3 separate regions of the Homo sapiens genome follow, and all the other regions are linked to region 3. Evidence: chromatin loops called from intact Hi-C (ENCODE). Cell type or tissue: heart left ventricle. All regions are shown on one strand. Region 1 overlaps PRDM11 (PR/SET domain 11). Region 2 overlaps PRDM11 (PR/SET domain 11). Region 3 has its middle 7.7 kb from the start of SYT13.

Evidence for each region. Peaks named below come from ENCODE experiments on the same cell type or tissue, not always from the same donor. Only the 100,000 strongest peaks of a DNase experiment are listed, where the experiment ranks them.
Region 1: a loop joins it to region 3, with 3.0 times the contacts of the local background. A loop is called at or near these places in 14 of 110 quality-filtered maps.
Region 2: it touches region 3 in a loop (2.2-fold over the local background); 9 of 110 quality-filtered maps call a loop at or near these places.

What each region holds. Positions count from the first base shown.
Region 1 is chr11:45,180,894-45,184,893 of GRCh38, reverse strand. It overlaps PRDM11 (PR/SET domain 11), which reads right to left. Exons shown (of 8, transcript NM_001384648.1): 2 at 3,009-3,133; 3 at 2,545-2,648; 4 at 1,771-2,033. The coding sequence starts at 3,127. Among named protein-coding and RNA genes, the nearest start is that of PRDM11, 36 kb to the right of the region's middle. RefSeq lists an enhancer at 2,641-3,372. In heart left ventricle, a CTCF peak has its summit at 1,706 (motif pointing left); DNase peaks (open chromatin) are centred at 3,386 and 3,873; H3K4me3 peaks cover 936 bases; H3K27ac peaks cover 1,318 bases.
Region 2 is chr11:45,207,736-45,211,735 of GRCh38, reverse strand. The region is part of intron 5 of PRDM11 (PR/SET domain 11); the gene reads right to left. Among named protein-coding and RNA genes, the nearest start is that of PRDM11, 63 kb to the right of the region's middle. RefSeq lists enhancers at 94-840, 841-1,588, 1,589-2,336. In heart left ventricle, no CTCF peak of the experiment used is centred here; DNase peaks (open chromatin) are centred at 687, 1,225 and 1,725; H3K4me3 peaks cover 1,170 bases; H3K27ac peaks cover 1,751 bases.
Region 3 is chr11:45,292,034-45,296,033 of GRCh38, reverse strand. No RefSeq gene overlaps it. Among named protein-coding and RNA genes, the nearest start is that of SYT13, 7.7 kb to the right of the region's middle. In heart left ventricle, a CTCF peak has its summit at 2,262 (motif pointing right); a DNase peak (open chromatin) is centred at 2,293.

The DNA.
Region 1 (4,000 bases), 110 kb after region 3:
CCACCTTTCACTCAGCACATTCTCCCTAGGTTCTGCGCTCCACACCCACACCCCCACTGACCACCCATGCACAGGTGACTCACTAAGCAACATCTCCAAGCCTCCTCTCCAAGCTTCGGACCCATATATCCAACTGCCTACTTGACATCACCACTTGGATATCTTGTTGTTACTCCAAACTCAACAAGTCCCAAACCCAAATCATGATTTTTCCCTCAACCCAGTCCCCTTCCAGCCTCCTCCATTTCTCAGAGAAAGACACCATTAACAACCTGTTGGGAGACTGCAGATGTCCTTGATACCTCCTGCTCCCTTCCTTAGGCCAGTTAGTCTATGTCTAAGTCAGAGCTCTCCTCTCTGATACAGTTCACAAAGCAGTTCGTTTGGCTCCAAGTCTTTGCCCCAACCCTAGCCCAGTCTTCCACCATTGCCGACTACAGAACTCCCACACGCTCTACCTGGGGAAAGGGGTGTGGGTACCCATTCTTGACCAGCACCCCTGAGCTCAATCAGTTCTCCAGGCTGTAGCCAAAGTCATCTTTTCAAAACATAAATGTGACCAAGTCACTCCCCCAACTCCTACATTATTAAAAGGACAGAAGTCCTAATTTGGTCCACTGGGCCCTACAAAATCAAGCCTCCATCATCTCCAGGCCCCTGTGTGTGCTGCACTCCAGGCACACTGACCTTCATCCAGTAGCTCAGATGTACCATGCTCTCCTGCCACAGGGCCTTTGCTCTTGCTGTCCAAGGCATCTGGATGCACCTCTCCAATCTTCACCTGGTAGGCATTCACCTCCTTCAATCACAGCTCAACTAGCAGGAAGGCTTCTCTGACCTCTACCCATATTACCTCCCCTGGTTGTTCACTTTTTCCCAGTCTCACTGTTTCTCCATCACCCTCAGAGTTATTATTTGACATGGATTTGTCTTAGTCTTTGATTAATTCTATCTTTCCCACAGAGAACTCCATGAAGGCAGGATTTATCTGATTGCCTTATCTGGCCCACCACTGTATTTCCAGGGCCAGCCCAGTGCCTGGCACAAAGGAGATACTCAAGAAGTGTTTTTGTAGTGAATAAGGATCTTCTTACCCTCTAGAATGCTTTTCTCTATTACCCCACCCTCCCCTATCTCTGTCTAGTAGCTCAAGCATGATTCCTTAAAGTTGCTTTGGTAACCCTTCCTCCTCATACCCTTGAAAACCCCTCTTCCTCATCTTTGCAACCCATCTATTGATAGTACCCTGTGTTGCAACTGATATCACATGTGTACCTGCTTGTTCAATGCCTGTCTTCCTACCAGATCGTCTGCTCCCTGAGGGCAGGAACCATGTCTGTCTTGTTGAAGGGTTTACCCCCAGCACCTAGCCCAGAGCCTGATATTACTGGTTTGGAAGTGGGAAGTCATGCTCTGCATCCCCAAAGGCCAGCTCCGAGTCACCCACTCTAGAAGATCGGTTGGTTCAATACTGCCCAATGGTCCACCAGACACACACATGAGGATTCATGGGGAAATTGCCCTGAGTTCTGCTTGGTGATTTCCTGATCTGCTGACTACTGCCAGGTGGGTGCTCTCAGCATTGCCCTTGGACACCAAGCGTTGCAGCCACTCAGCCGGGGCCAGGGGACAGCAAGATCCATCATCGACAGGTCCAGAAGCGATGGTAGAAAAGTTCTGGGGCCAAGCTGGGCCAGTATGGCTCCCCCTGGTGGTTTCCTTCCATGTTTCTTGGCAACCTCTCCCATGAATAGCCCAGGGCACACTCACCAGCCAGGAGAAGAAGCCAGCTGATTTGTCCTGGGTGGAGATCTGCCCCTCATAGGGGCCGAAGATGTGGCCCTTGGGGATGACCTCGTTTACACATCGCACGTCACTCTCTCCACTAGTGTCCTTGACCACCTCCATGCCCTGTGGGATGGTGAGCGCCGCCCGGTCTGGGATGCCCACGGGCACCGGTGTGTCAGACACAAACACCGGGGGGCCATGGTTTGGGCATTCATCCACGAAGTACTCCTGGCAGGACTCACAGACTGGAGGGATGGAAAGAGAAGGGAGGGCCTCAGTTGTTGCAGGGAGGTAAGACCCCCATGGGGGAGGTAGAGGGGCTGACAGGAGGCCCACTCATGGACAGCCAGCTGCAGGCCCCAGGGTCATCGGTAGCAATAACCCATACTCTCCCTGGGGGCTCCAAGAACAGGCCTGCCTACGTCAAGGAGGCCAGCAGCTACCTTTGTCTCAAGTTTTAAAAAACTGGAAGAAAGAGCATGGCTTTGGAGTCCAAGTGCAACTGTACCCCTTTGGGCCAGAGGACTCGAGGCGTGGGATACTTAACCCTCACCAAGACTCAGTGTGCTATCTGGAAAATGGGGCTAACAATAGCCATTTGGATGGCTAATGATGATGACGAACCAAGGCCTGGACCTGGGCCTGGTATATTGCAGGTGAGGACCTATCTTAGTAGCATTGTTGTGAATTCCCTAGCCAGGAATGGGGCGATGGGGGTGAAGGGAGGAGCAGCCCAGAGCCCCAAGCTCCACTTACACCAGAAGTCCACTTGCTGGAAGCTTTTGGGCACGATGAGGTCGCGCTTCCCCTTCAGTTTCTTGGGCTCAACTTCCATGGCCGAGGAGTCCGGTCTCCTAGAGCTGGCCAGGGCAGAGGCCCGCAAAGAAAGCAAAGAAGTCATCAGAGAGTGAGAGCCCAGTGGGGACAAAAGCTGGGGACCTGGCCAGGAGACCGAGAAGATGTGGGGTGGGCAGAGGAGTCCCAGCCAGCCTGCTGTTCAGTGCAGGAGGTGGTGGAAAAACTGGAGGATTGAGATGCGAGCACAGACCTCCCTAGGCCACTGCTTGGATTTTTCTAGAGCCTGCGCCCAGGAGCTGCCGGGAGCAGGGTTAGGGAAGGTGGGCAAGGAGTGAGAACGTTTCCCAGGGTTCCCAACCAACCGAGCCCAGGCACCTCCCACTCCCACTTCTCCCTCTCCAGTTCCCACACAGGGGCCTCACCAGGGCTGGCCATACTCCTGGTCTCGGAGTGGTGAGCAGACCTCCGTCTTCACCACCGTCACCATATCCCCCACGGCTGCATTGGTCTGGGCCAAGCACTCCTTCATGTTCTCGGTCATTCTGTCCTGGGACGCAGGAGGTGGGACCAGCACAGGAAGAGGATCAAAGAAACAGGGGAAGAGGAGTGAGCGGCGGAGAGGGCAAGTGGGGGTCTCGCGGAGTCTGGTTACCCTCCCTGCCATCCCCAGAGGAAGCACTTGAGAACACAGACAACAAAAACAGCTGTAGCCCGGCCAAGAGGAAATGCCGTTTCTATCCCGGGCTGGTCCTGGGGACGACTGGAGCCACCAGCCCCATGGGGTCAGGAGCCTAGAGCAGCTCAGGCCAGGAGGCCGCGCTGGGAAGCATAGCCTGGACCCCTAGACCAAAGGGCAAAGGGCAGGAGGATCCCACATGAGCCTGGGCGCAAAACTGCAAAGGGGAGAAGGGAGGGTTCACAACTCAAGCCCAACTTGGGCCAAGGGGTAGTGGGCAGACCGAACGGGCCCTCAGCGCCTGGCAGGGCAGCCCCTCACCCTGGGACTGCCGGGAGCGCAGCCAGGCCCCTTTGCCAGCTCAGAGCAGGTACAGGCAGGGCCTGGGGGCGCTGGCGAGGGCCAGCCAGGGCTCCAGCCCCACCCGACTCTCTCAAGGGGACACTCCCCAGCCCGCCGCTTACCGCCCTCCACCACCGCGCCGGGCTTCAGCCCCTCCCTCGGCACCCCGGGGTCCTCATGCCAAGCCCGGGGACACTCTTCGGGGCGAGGGTGGCACGCAGCCTGGGGCTGGGACGGCGCTGGGCCCTGGGACTGGGCGAGCGGCGTGTGTGACTCACTACCCGGGGCCCCGCTGGCCACACCCCTGCTCCTCGGCTAATCAGCCCCCTGCTCCCCACCGGGGCCCCAAAGCCGGCGGCGGCGACTGGGAGGGGTGCGGGGAAACGTGACGGCCTG
Region 2 (4,000 bases), 84 kb after region 3:
GGGGGGAAGAGTGGGAAGGGGGTGAGGGATAAAAGACTACTAATATGGAATCTGCATCTTTAAATCACTGCAGCACATGCTGACAGGCTGAAGAAACTGGCAGGACAGTGCAGAGCAGGAGAGCCACCTCTGCAACCAGCCCTGCTGTCCCCCTGTCCCCCAAGGCAGGCTTCCAGTTCAGTCACATCGTGCTCCCATCCACAGGGGCCATCGGACAGACTGCTCCTTGCAGCCGGACACAGGGAGGGGGCCCAGCCTCTGCACATGTGGGTCCTGCTTTCTGGTGACCAAGGGTATGGGCTGATCCCTGTGGCAGGATTAAATGATGTATGGGCTGACCCTACTGACAGGCAAGCCCTCCCTGCCTGGATCTGCGGACTCAACTCAGAACCACCCCCCAGGAAGGTGATGGGGAGGACAGACAGGTTTATCTTACAGTTACCTCATGCCTCCCAGGGGTCCTGGGGGCTCACTTGGGCCAGCTTGGTAAGAGTCCTGTGTCTCTTGGCAGTGTTTGGTGGGACAGCAGCCATCCCCTGAGATCCCAGAGACCTGTCTAGCATGGCCAGTGTTGGAAGGAGTGAGACCCGGCGAGGTGATGCTGCTCCTTCCCTCCCAGGTCCCCGTTCTGCCAAGCCCCTGGCCGAGTGCTGCCGCAGCTGGCCACTGCCAGGAAAAGGAGGGCTGTGAGCCTGCCATGGGGGTGAGCGGGCTCTGCCTGATGGCACACTCGGGCTCCCTGCCAGCCCAGGTTACCTTTGGTGGCCTCATTACATTCAGTCTCAGGGAGATGGAGGGGTGAGCGGAGCAGGATGCAGGGAACAGGCTTTACTGGATGCTGACCCCCCCATTTTTTCTTATCACGGGGTGGAATCCTCTTAAGACTTAGGAAAACACTGATTCACAGGAAGCCAGCAGACCCGGGTTCAAGTCCTGCTTCTGAATTGAGCTCAGGGCCACCTTGGTTTTCAGAGCTTACTTTCTGCATTGCAAGGAAGTTGAACTAAATGGTCTCCATGTTCTTTTCCAGTCCTAAACATCTGACTCTGTGAACTGCCACCTGTCAGGAGCCCCAGCCAAACAGGAAGCAAGTGGATCACAATGGCAGGGGGCCCGGGAAGGGAAGGTGCAAGTGAGTCTTTGCAAAGCACCTTCCCATGGGCTGAGCCACGGCTGCTTCCCTGGGGCCCCTCCTGCCTGGCTCCCACCACTCACGAGCCGGTCAGGCAGACGGCCTCTAGTGGGGACTGCAGCTGGCGGGGCACGGGGGAGATGTGCAGAAGTGGAAAGGAAGGGTTGCAGTCCCTGCGGAGGCCTTTAGTGCTCCCCCTTCTGCTGAGCCCCAACTAGAACTCCAGCCCCAAGGGACACCCGCCTCGGCCGCTGGGGCCCTGGCTTCAAAGTGCATGTGAGACACAGGAAGTAGAGAGGAAAGGCAGGGACAAGTACAGAGGGAGAAGAGGGGTGGGGAGCGGGTGGCGGAGCAGCCAGGAGGATGGAGAGGGAGCTGAGAGGCAGCACACAGAAAAGTGGGGGCAGGCAGCGTGGCTCAGGCAGGGGAGTAATAATAGAGGAACAAAGCAGTCAGGACCAGACACAGAAAGGAACTGATCTTTCCATGGCCCGGCCCGGGCCTTCACAGCTTGGCCGCCTCGTCTCCAGCCCCCTCCCCCGCGCTGCTACACTTGGGCTTTCCTGGCTTCTCACTGTTCCTGGAACGTGCCAAGCGCCTTCCTGATGCGGGGCCTCGTACATGCTGTTCTCTGCCTGCGCGCCTCCCCTCCCCTTCTCCGCGCCCCACGCTGCTGCCTGGCCTGGTTAACTCTTACTCTTCACATCCTAGTCCGCTGGACTTCTTCAGGGAGCCCTCCCCAGTCCCCAGTGGAGCCAGTTTTACCCACTCCTTAACTCTCAGACAGAGCTGCTACATAACCTGCAGGGTCAAATGCAAAATGAAAACGTGGGGCCCCTGGCTCAAAAACTATGAAGAATGTCCAGATGGCGACAGCAGAGCCTGAAACCCCGCGGCCCCTGTGACTGTTCAGGTTGCATGCTCATGAAGTCAGCCCTGCTCTCGGGACCTCCTGGACTCCTGTGTCCTCCATCCCTTCGTTTCCAGTTTACTCGTGCAATTATTTAACGTTGGTTTATTCCTAGGAGTCCAGGGTCTCCCCAAGAGCAGGGCCTGCGTGGGGTTTACACACAGCTGTCTTCCCAGCTCCTAGCACGGCTCTGGCACGGAGATGCTCAGTAAATATTCGAGAATGAATGCAAAAAGGGATGGAGAGGAGAAGAGTGGGAGAAGGAGGGGAGGATGGAAAGAGTGGGCTGGACAGAGAGGGACAGGAGAGAACCAGAGGGAAAGTCGGTGGGAGACTGTGGACTGTAAGCTGGGGGGCAGGCAGCCGGCTGGGTGGCGGGGGGGACTGGTGATACTCACAGCTGGTCGAAGGGCTGTCGGTGCCATCCAGTTCCGCCCTGGGGAAGCCGCGCCCTGCACGGGCCGTGAGCAGCGCCGACTTGATGGCCCTCTCGTGGGCCGTGAGCACGATGGTGGGGGCCCGGCCCCCGGCCCCAGGGCCCGACAGGGACTGCTGCATGAAGGCCAGCTTGTCCTTGGTCCTCCGTTTCATGTCATCCCATCTGTGCTTAATGTCCTTGACGGAGCGGGGCACCTGGCTGACGGAGGTGATTTTCCGGGCTATGCCTTCCCAAATCTTGTCCCTGTCAGCATGGGACAGCCGCATGGTCTCCCTCCCAAAGAGCACTGCTTCATGGTGGGTCACCTCTGTGACAAGAATGTCCAGCTCCTCCTTGGAGAACTTGGGCTTCCTCTTACGCTCAGCCAGGTGTGCCACATTCCTTGGGTTGAATATCCCACAAAGCACAATTGGGTAAATGACCGTCAATGCAGGTGGTTCTCCTTCCTAATTGCTGGCCCCCAGCTGGGGAGCCAGGAGGCACCTGGGGCAACCTGGCCCCCACCACACCCTCCTCCTACTGAGAGGTCCCTTCCACTACTCCTCGGAGGGGAGGGTGGAAAGAAGAGACGGCGTTACATGGGAGGGAGCACTGAACTCAGAGTCGAAGGCCTTGGTTTCAGGGCCTGCTTTAGCTCTTACTAGCGGTGAGAGCTAGGGCAGTTCATGTTCAACCTTTCACACCTTATTCTCCCTGTCCAGAATAACAACCACAACTCTTCGGGTTTATTACTAAGGAGGGAAACACATCATGATGTAAGGGGCTTAAAATCTCTTAAAGATAGCAGTAAAGGATCTTATTGAAATTAGGATTAGCCCATTGCCTCTATAAAGCGATATTTACCTACAGCCCTACAGCTGAATGAATGGCTCGGAAGAATACGTAACCAGGGAAACTATTTACACTGGCTACCGTTGGGTGTAGCAGTGACAATGCCATGATTAGGGTGTGGCCACAGAAAGCTTATTCTGCCTAGTGGCTCTCTTCCCCTTCCCCGTCCCGGTCAGTTCTCCAAGCCCCCACCTTTGCATATGTGCAGGCAAACAGGTTTCCTTCCCATGGGAGTGCTTTCTTCGGGGGTGGGCTGCTGTGACTTTTTGGTAGAATTTGAGAAGCCCACGACTGTCCTGAGGGAGTCAAGTTCCACTTTGGTGGACACCAGGGGGACCTGGGATTCCCTCTCAACTGAGCAGCCAGAGGCCCTGGGCAAGGGGCACAGCATGGCCCTTCCATCCCACTTGGCTCCTGCTCTGGCTTTGGAACTTGATTTCTCCACATCGTGGCTCTGTCACCCTTTTAACTAGTGATAAAAGGTGAAAAAATCCACCCAAGAGAGGACATGAGGGTATGGAGGAAAGCTCAGAGCGCATTCACTCCTTGGTTTCCTTCTGAAACCAAGAGGGGAAGGCCGGCGGCACCAACATCCTTCAGCCCTCACCTTCCTACTCAAGCACCCAAAACACCAGGGCCCAGAAGATGGGAAGAAGGCTGGGGGCCTCATTACCCAGTCCAAGATGGT
Region 3 (4,000 bases):
AAAGAGAGGGAATGTTGCCTTTGTTCATTCCTGAGACGTTTATGTTAATTATGAACACTTGAAAGTTTGAGGCCAAGACTTGAAATGTCATTAGTGTTATGAGCAATAAATAAATAACTCAGTTTTTATGACAGAACTGGAGCAAAGGATGAAGGTTCAGATTTTATTAATCTTCAACACTAGACCCATGGGTGATCCCTGAATCAGCCTCTCTTGAGTTGGGGCCTGGAAATCAGCATTTTGCAGACCACTCCAAGTAATGTTTATTCATGGTGTTGAATCTCTTCCTAATTAGAATTAACTTCCAGGCCGGTTGATTAACATAAAGTGTAATGATGATATGGATTACAATAAACATCTTGTCATTTATCTAGCACTTAAGCAATCTTCAAAGTACTTCTCACTGATTATTTGATTCTGTTTTCACAATAATTCCCCAACTGCCTCTGGTATCTGCTCCATGACACCACATTGGCCCTGGCTTTGCCTATAAAGTTCCACAAATTCACCAGTTTGATTTTGGGTCTGAGATTCCTTCTCCAACATGCTATTAAGTCTTTGTCAAAAGTCTCCCAAATTCCTCCTGCTCCATCTGGAAGCCCACCCTGATTTGAGTAAGGTGAAAAGAGCTCACTTTCCCCTTGGGCCCTTCACTAACCAGCTGAGAAATAAACCCATGAATGGCTTGGGAAGTAGCAGAGAGCCTGAAGTGAACCCTAGACAGAGTCAGGAGGCCTGGGAGCCAGCTCAGAAATCTCCTCTCTTGACCTTGGTGTTCTCATCTGTAAAACGAGGCTGTAGATCACCATCGGTGGTCTCACACTGCTTTGGGGGTGGCTCTGACTGTCCCTAGAGGCTGATGGTGTGTACAGTGGGGAGGAGGGCTCGGGGATGCAGTGATCCCAGGGGATTCTTTCCCCCACCTTCTTTCCATCACAGCACCCTGTCTTTTATTCTGAATTCCCACATAAAACTATAGCGGAGTTTTCAAATAACAATGAAAAGTGCCTCTCCTGGACTATAGGACCTTGAGGTTTCCTTTCAGCCCTAACCCTTCAAAATAGTGGTAATAATTTCCAATAGTACAGTGCCAACCACATGCCAGGCATTGTGTGAACCACATCATGCCCATTGTATCACTTCATTCTCTCCATTTAATGGATGGCAAAACTGAGCCCCACCAAGATAAAGTGCATTGTCAGAGGCCACCCAGCTGGTTCCTTTGTGGAACTCGAATTCACTGGAGGGTAGACTGATCTGGCTTAACCACGACACAGTGAGAGTTTCCAGCTTGCCTGCCACTAGCGCAGGCTATGACACAGGATAGAGTGGCCAGGGGCTCTGGCCACGGCTCCTCCCATTTCAGCCCTGGAGCAGTTTACACAGTGCCAGGGGTTTCTGGACTCTCCCTTTGCCCCCCCACCCCACCACCACAAGGTATGGGGAGAAGGGGAGCAGTGGTGTGAGCTTGCAAAGGGGCTGTGTGTGAAGGTGCAGTGAAGCCTCAGGGTTTGGGTTAGGGCCCACAGGGCAGGGCTGTGGGTCAGGGACAGGGCTCCTGTCTGTCCACTTGACATATGTATTGAAGTGCTGTGATGTGCCAGGCACTGCTCTAGGGCTGGAGATACACTGCTAGACAACTCAGGCCCTACGCCTGCCTTCCTAGGGCCTCTATTCCAGAAGAGGAACTCAGATCATCAGCAAGATAAATTAGACAGGTAAGGAGAATTAGAAGGAATATTAAATAATGACACGTGCTAAGGGTTTGAAAAAGTAAGGCGATGGGGAACAGGGAGCGATGGGACAATGGGTGGAGAGCTGGTAATTTTACATAAAGGGCAAAGAAGGCCTCATAGGGAGAGGTAAAGGTCTGGGAGTCATCCGGGCATGGTGGCTCACGCCTATAATCCCAGCAGTTTGGGAGGCCAAGGTGGGTGGATCACCTGAGGTCAGGAGTTCAAGGTCAACCTGGCCAATATGGTGAAACCCTGTCTCTACTGAAAATACAAAATTAGCTGGGGGTGGTGGCAGGCGCCTGTAATCCCAGTTACTTGGGAGGCTAAGGCGGGAGGTTTGCTTGAACCCAGGAGGTGGAGGTTGCAGTGAGCCAAGATCGTGCCACTGCACTCACTCCAGCCTGGGCAATAAAGCCAGACTCCGTCTCAAAAGGAAAAAAAAAAAAAAAAAAAAAAAAAAAGGACTGGGAGTCAAGACCTAGGGGAGGATTCATTTCCCTCCACATCCTCCGGGTGGCAGCATCTTCCAATTCGTGGGGCAGTGCTGGTGGTTCCTCCTCCCCGCCATAGAGTATTCTTGCTCAGTCTATCTAAAAATGCCGTTTAAAATGGGGGAATCCTAGAAACAAAACATGAAGAATTTGGGGGATGTGACTATTATTATATTTTTTGATCTAGGCGCTGGGTAAACAGATGAGTTCACATTTTGAAAATCCACCATGCTATGCTTATGACCTATGCACTTTTCATCTGTAGGTTATACTTCTGTAAGTTCAAAATGACACACACTTTAAACATTGTATTTTAATCTAAATCATAGTTTGCATTAGTTTCCCCAAATTTTGATGATTAGACTCTGTGTCAAAACGTTTTAAATTTCTAAATACATTAGTACAGACAAAATGCTCAGAGCCAAGCCTGATGTGTAGGAAGCACTTAATAAACGTTAGCACTGTTACCTTGTGTGCATATCCATGATGCCTCATTTATGATTTCCAGTCCTGCATTCTCTGCAGTAGAGGAAGAACTTGGAGACACTTTCCTGGCAATCTGATGGCAGCGTCCTTCTAGAATTTTGTGAGTTGTCCCAACCTTTTACAGATAACTTGCTCATATCTATTTTAACAGCAGTTCTAAAAGCAACTTACCCTAATGGGTCTTTGCAAAGCACTCACCTTAGTTCTCACAGAACTAACTTTCCTTTATACTTCTATGTCATTAGTTTACATATCAGTTAATTAAAGTCTATAAATCAATAATGAGATCAACTGGCATAAAAAGATACTGAGACAGACACAACTAACTCTTTGAGTGAGTAGACGACTCCATTGGAGGGGGAAAAAGAGCAATGAGAGAAGAGGCTGAGGGCATCAGGCAGCAAGTTCTCCAGAAGGAGTGGATAGCTTGGGCCAATCTGGAAAGTTGGTTGAGTGGAGGTTGGTTCAGAGAACTAATTTTGTACCCTTCTCAAGTGTTGGAGTCTGTAAGATTGATTCTTGTACAATTGTTAATGAGCTGGTGTATCTATTAGGCATTGCTGGAAGTACTGGTAACACTGCCTTTGGGAACCAGGAATGATAATCCAAGCCATTTGTTGTGCAGCTTCCATGTGCCAGGCCCTACGCTTACAGAAATTAGCGCTACGTATTTTCACAGCAATCCTGTCAAGGAGACTATCATCTCCCCATTTGTATCAGCCCTTGACACATAGCACTCTAAAATTTAGTGGCTTAAAATGACTTATAATTTTAATTTAGCTCATTTTTCTGTGGGTTGGCTCTTTGGCTGGGCTCAGCGGGGTGGGTTTTCTAGTTTTATCCGGATTCAGTCATGAGCTCTGATTCCGGGAACTGGCTTGCGTTGGGGTCATGGGAATAACAAGCTCACTTAATCTCTCATCCTCCTACAAGATAGTTTGGGCTTCTTTACATGGTGGCTGGGCAGGATTCTATGATGGAGAATGGAATCTTCCAGGATCTCTCAAGACCTAGGCTTAGAATTTGGCACGATGTGACTTCCACCACAGTCAATTAGCCAAAACAAATCACAAGGCCAGCCCAGATTAAGAAGTGGATCAATAGACTCAACCTCTTTGCAAAGTCACATTGCAAAAGGGTGTGGACACAGGAAAGGGAATAATTGCAACCACATTTCCAAATCATTTATCACCCACTTTCTGCAAATAAATGAAAGTTTAATCAGTTTAAGCTAATTCGTCCATCCAGAGACTCCCAGCTAATAAGCAATAGAGCTAGAATAACACA